Linked DNA regions of Homo sapiens: region 1 is linked to region 2. The links are chromatin contacts, found by Hi-C or POLR2A ChIA-PET in ENCODE. All regions are on one chromosome and are shown on one strand. Each heading gives the region's core, a stretch centred on a gene start or an enhancer-like site at or near the end of the contact. The rest is flanking DNA. Distances are from core to core; before and after follow the strand shown. Region 1 overlaps LOC124901426 (a long non-coding RNA gene). Region 2 overlaps PPIL4 (peptidylprolyl isomerase like 4).

Region 1 (2,819 bases), core at 43-2,542, 360 kb before region 2:
GGATTTTATGCCCAGGTTTTCTTCTAGATTTTCTTCTAGGTTTTCTAGGTCTTATGTTTAAGTATTTGATCCATCTTGAGTTGATTTTTCTATAAGGTGTAAGGAAGGGGTCCAGTTTCAGTTTTCTGCATGTGGCTAGCCAGTTTTCCCAACACCATTTATTAAATAGGGAATCTTTTCCCCATTGTTTGTGTGTGTCAGGTTTGTCAAAGATCAGATGGTGGTAGACGTGTGGTGTTATTTTTGAGGCCTCTGTTCTGTTCCATTAATAAAGTCAATTACTTTAATCTCACATATCTTAAAATCAGATAAAGCATATTTAAAGTGGTATAGTAATGACAAAACTTACTACATTCATACAATCCCTACAAATACATACCCTACATAACAATAGCAATATTACATTAGAATTTTTGTTCTGGATTTACACACTTGCCCAGTGAAGGCCAGCATTAGCACCTCTGGCTGGCCACAGGAACTGGGACATGTCCACTTAAAGATTTTGACATTGGACTGGCCACTGCTGACCAGATGATACTGCCCAAGCCACAAGCCAACAAGTTGAGCCCTGATTTAACTTAGACTCTGTCTTCTTATCCAATCACTTACTGAAATACTTTCATAACGTTTTTCTGCATACCCACACTCCTCTCCAATTCCCTGCCCCACCCAGATTGCAACACTTTTATGTCTTTTCATTCGTGAAATTCTGTACCCTTTAATATTTTACTTTGACATTTGTTTTATCATTTCTATAATCATTTGTTTATACAAGGCTAACTCGGGGGGGAATTAATTTTGAATTATAAATTCACAAAGGCATTAGACACTTGGCTAGAGGATGAGCTGGAGATAAAAATTATTCTTAGACTATAAAGTATCTAAAATAAAGAAAAAAGAATTTACAAACATCTTGAAACTATAGGTTAAGGAGTTTCCAATTGTTTCTGACATGCAGGGATTGACAAATAAAAAACATTTCAGTGCTGGTTGCTAGCTTAAGATTTCTAAAATGTCACTGCATTTGTCTCTGTCCAATGCAGACCTCACTGAGGATATGCAGATGCTGTTACAGTAACAGCAATAATCCAAAATGTAATGACTTATTACCCCTACCTGCTCGTGCAAGACCTTGGGCACCTCTAAATTCCATCCAAATATTTCCTGGGGTCCCCCACAAATGTCTCACATGTTTTCATAAACAAAATCACTTATGCAGTTGAGGCAACATTTTTATTTTTCAGAGACAGGATCTCATTCTCTTGCCCAGACTGGAGTGCGGTGGTGTGATCATAGCTTACTGCAGCCTCGACCTCCTGGGCTCAAGACCTCTGAGTAGCTGGGATTACAGGAATGAGTCACTGCACCCAGTCCTAATTTAATTTAAGCATTTTTCAGAGACTGCCCCAATGTGCTCCAGACCCCGGATGACATGGGTTCATTCTGCAAGAAGGTTTCCAGATTAGAATCCCTTTGGGTACGGAATTTGGGGAAATAGTTTGGGGAAATGATTCTTTCAGCTTTTCTTTTAGCTTTTAGCTTTGCAGGGATTCAGCTAAGACAAGAGCTAAATAGGGCAGGCAGGGACTGGGAAGGGAAATATAGAGAAGAAAAAAATGTAAGAGATGATAAGCACCAGCATTCACACATGAAGATGACACCTTATGATGGATTGTGGTGATGGGGATTAAAGAGGAGTCAAAGTGAAATTAGAGTTTCTCGGCTGTTGCCAGGACAGTAAATAACAAAGAGGGAGGATGGATTGTACACAGGAGAAAGATAAGAACTTTTCTCTCAACTTCCTTCATGTACTTCGGCATGCGTTCACACAAACCTCACCTCGACGTTTTGAGAAGGAAATGTATTTGTGGTTCTTCAGTTGACATCTATTTTCTCATGTGTATTTTGCAAGCTTTGTAGCCCTAAGATAAAGTCAAAACAATGAAATTCTGTTTATTAGTGTTGTTACAGTTATTAAACTCCATTTTCTCTTTTGGGAAACATCAGTTCCATTAGAATTAGAAGATTGTCCCCAAAAATGTTTTCACAAGGATATTTGAGGATGCTTTTTTCATGATGGAAACGAATCGAAACAAATGTCCACCAGTGAGTGAACTGGGTAAATTAAGATCTATACAGATGATGAAGTCATTAAGAATGATCCATTCATCCATTCGTTCATTCAACATTTTTTTTTTGAATGGTAACTGTATGTCAGGCACTATTCTAGTTTCTTCAGAGGTAAACAAAGCCGGCAAAATGTTCTGCTCTCCTTGACCTTACAGTCTAGTGGAGAGAGACAGTAAACAAAATAAGTAAGGAAAATATATGTTAGATGTCAAGAAGCACTATGGATACAAATAAAGCAGGCAAGAGGATTAGGGAGGCCAAAGAAGGATGCCATTTAAAATAGGGAGATGAGGGAAGATGACATTTGAGTAAAAATGTGAAGGAGAAAAGGGAGAGCCACATGGATATTAGGGTAAGCTGCCTTCTAGGCTTATGGAAGAGCAGATGCAAGGGTGCTGAGGCAGGAGCAAGCCGGATGTGCCCAAGGAACAGAAAGGAGACTGGTTGAATAAGAGAAGTAAGTGAGCAGCAGAGAAGTAAACTAGAGGATCAACAAGATCAGAGATGCCAAGTTACACAGGGCTTGTCATAGACTTTAGTTTTTATTCTAAGTGACATGGGAGATCTTTGGACAATTTTGAGCAGACAAGAGCCATGATCTTATTTATGTTTTACAGGATCCCTCTGGCTCCTTTGTTAAGATTGGGTATAAGGGGTTGGGCACGGTGCCTCATGCCTGCAATACCAGC
Region 2 (2,702 bases), core at 183-2,682:
GAAAACAGATGTAACAGGATTGTTATAGTAATAATCACACTGTGTAATACAGTATTATAAACTGATTTGTGATTTTCCACACAATCCCAATAGTTCTTGTCATATTATAAGAGTCCCTGAGGTAGAAAAAATGAGTAGGCATTTTGGTTTAGCCTTTTGCCATCAATTTTCTAGTAAAATATGACATTCTGAGATAAAAGAATTTTTGTGCTTCCTATAACATATACAAAATAGAAATATTCATATACTATTATATCTGTACATCTTGTACTTATTTCTGTATTGGTTGAGACAAACTTTTAAAATGCCGAGACTGCTGGCTGATGTATAAATTTATAAAATCCTCAGTATGTTATTATACAAATGGGCACTTAAGTGCTTTGAGTATTTAAAATAGAAGAGATAAAAGATTATGTAGCACTTCATTCTTTTAAAAATTTGAGGAAGCTGAATATTTGAATTGGACTGAAACTTTAAAATCACTCCTACTCGGGAGTAGTTTTCAAAGCTACACAAGCTTTGAAGTCAGGTAGATCTGGGTTCAAATAGTCTTTGACATTTAGGAGATGTGTCAAACAAGTACTCTTAAGGTTAGAATAATTAGAGAAGGTTTCATGGAGAAGTTAGGATTTCAGATGAGCCTCAAAGGGTAAGTGAGCTTGGGTCTGAATGGGCTGCAAGAAGGCTAATGAAAGTAGTGTAAGTGAAAACTGAAAAGCAAGGAAAAATGAGCCCTGTATGTATGAAGGGGAAAAGTTAAAGTGGCTGAATGAAGCCATGTAAGAGGAGATCCTCCAAGTACATGCTAACACAGTGCTAAGAGCTTTAGGAGTGCAATATCCTCATTCTAGAAATAGGGAAACTGAGACTCAAGAGATCTGCACAGGTTGGAGATAATTTAACTTGACATCCAAAATTAAAAAGGGGGGAGTGGTACAGAATAATGGGGAAAAAATCCAACACCTGACTGAACCAAATAAATGTTAAAATTCTAGCTCTCCCACTATAAAGGCCTAAGGGCCTGTGGGATCAGTATCTTCATATCTAAAGTGAGATAAATGAATTAGATAAGGTCTAGGTCCTTTCCAGTATGAATTTTTAAAAGTTATATTATTTATACATTTAAAACATAAGACAAGATGATTAAACTACCATGTGGCAAAAAAAGAAAAGAAAAAACGAAGAACACAAAATGGCCAATTTAAAGCAATTAACCTAGCAAATGACTTGAAATAAGCAATCAAAAAAAGTCTAATCTAATTAAAAGCTATCCTTGCTCAAGTCTCTGGGACTAAATCAAAGATCTGGTTAAATCTTAGTCACCAAGATAACATTAAATCACTAAAATGACAGAAAAAGTACAGTCAAGAATACAAACACTATGAAAACCCCAGTGGAAAACTGACAACCAGCATGAATACTTCTCAGCAAGGCAACCCCCAGCTGAATACGCATTTCCTGTAACCCCAGTAAAACCCAAACCTCAACAACACAAAAACCATCTCTGGAATTAAGACATGAGGTGGAAAATTAAACAAACGTTTTCGAATTGATTAGTAAGGCTAGTTACTCAATAAAAAACAAAGAATTTGAAGAAATAAGTTAAAATACTCTTGGGAAACCAGACTCACTAAGCAAAACACCGACAAACAGGAAAATATGAACTATAGCTGAAATTTGTCTAGTACTGAAAATTCTCTTTAATGAATTTTAAAAAATAAAAAACAAAATAATAAAAAATCGGGGGGCCATTAAAATCTTAAATACTGATGCTGAGTTTTATTAGGAAGAAGAGAAAATTAATGTAGCTATATCATTAAATCAAAGTACAAAACTTTTTAAAATTTAATATACTTTAAGGGGAGAAGTTAGGAGATCATTATTCAGAATTTAATAATTTTATAGTTAATATTGCCTTAAAATTTCAACTTAAAATTGCCTTAAAATCTTTTTAAAAATACTAATAGCATTCCCCCAAAATCTTGATGCTTTTACTCCATGCAAAATGAGAAGGATATTTGCTACTGTAAGGTTTCAAGTAATCAAACAGCAGAATCAGAAAGACTCACACAAAAAAAACACAACCAGTCTGAAATTTTTTAGACCTCTGATTATCTCAAACACACCAATGTTTATTTATCTCAGGCTTAAATTCATGGACGGTTCCATGTACAAGTGCAGGATGAAAAGCTGGAGCTAAAAGCAGCACATGGAGGGGGAAAGAATTCAGAGTTTTTAGTGGAAAACATGCTAAACATTCACAGGAATGTGATACAGCCACCAGTAAAGAAGACTGATGCGACCTCAGACTAAAGTAATAGAGTACAGACATTTAAGAAGGAGGAGATGTGTTCCTATTAGATCACATTGGAATATTATACTATGGGACAAATTTTATTAAAATAACATTAGAGTTTAGGAAAGAAAACTGATGAGAATATACCCCAGGTAAGAAGACGAGCAAAAGTAGTTAGGAGTATGTTTCAAGTTAAGAGTAGTTAGTTTCAACTATGAAACTAAACTGTGGTTCCACTACTTACTAGCTGTGTAAAACTATGGGCAAGTAACAATTTTTGTTCTCACTTTGTTGTGTGAAAGGGGGATAAAAGAACCCACCTTACATTGTAAGGACCAAAAAATATTAACTACTACTACTTTTTTCTTTTATTTAAAATTTTTATAGAGACAGGGCCTCCTATGTT

Evidence for each region. Hi-C counts contacts between places; a loop is a spot of excess contacts on that map. ChIA-PET counts read pairs that join two places held with the same protein, here RNA polymerase II (POLR2A). Pooled maps may share reads with other maps.
Region 1: a pooled map shows a loop between it and region 2 (3-fold over the local background). The contact joins two enhancer-like sites. A Hi-C loop is called at or near these places in 1 of 168 maps with a recorded cell type or tissue (naive thymus-derived CD4-positive, alpha-beta T cell) and 11 of 50 pooled maps. POLR2A ChIA-PET finds 5 or more read pairs at or near these places in 3 of 52 experiments (activated CD4-positive, alpha-beta T cell, activated naive CD4-positive, alpha-beta T cell and naive thymus-derived CD4-positive, alpha-beta T cell).

What each region holds. Positions count from the first base shown.
Region 1 is chr6:149,146,787-149,149,605 of GRCh38, forward strand. The region is part of intron 1 of LOC124901426 (a long non-coding RNA gene); the gene reads left to right. Among named protein-coding and RNA genes, the nearest start is that of TAB2-AS1, 110 kb to the right of the region's middle. Within about 2 kb of position 1,293, at least 3 of the 41 ENCODE cell types and tissues checked have a DNase peak (open chromatin) inside an H3K27ac peak, as active enhancers do.
Region 2 is chr6:149,507,264-149,509,965 of GRCh38, forward strand. All of the region lies in intron 12 of PPIL4 (peptidylprolyl isomerase like 4), which reads right to left. Among named protein-coding and RNA genes, the nearest start is that of ZC3H12D, 24 kb to the left of the region's middle. Within about 2 kb of position 1,433, at least 2 of the 41 ENCODE cell types and tissues checked have a DNase peak (open chromatin) inside an H3K27ac peak, as active enhancers do.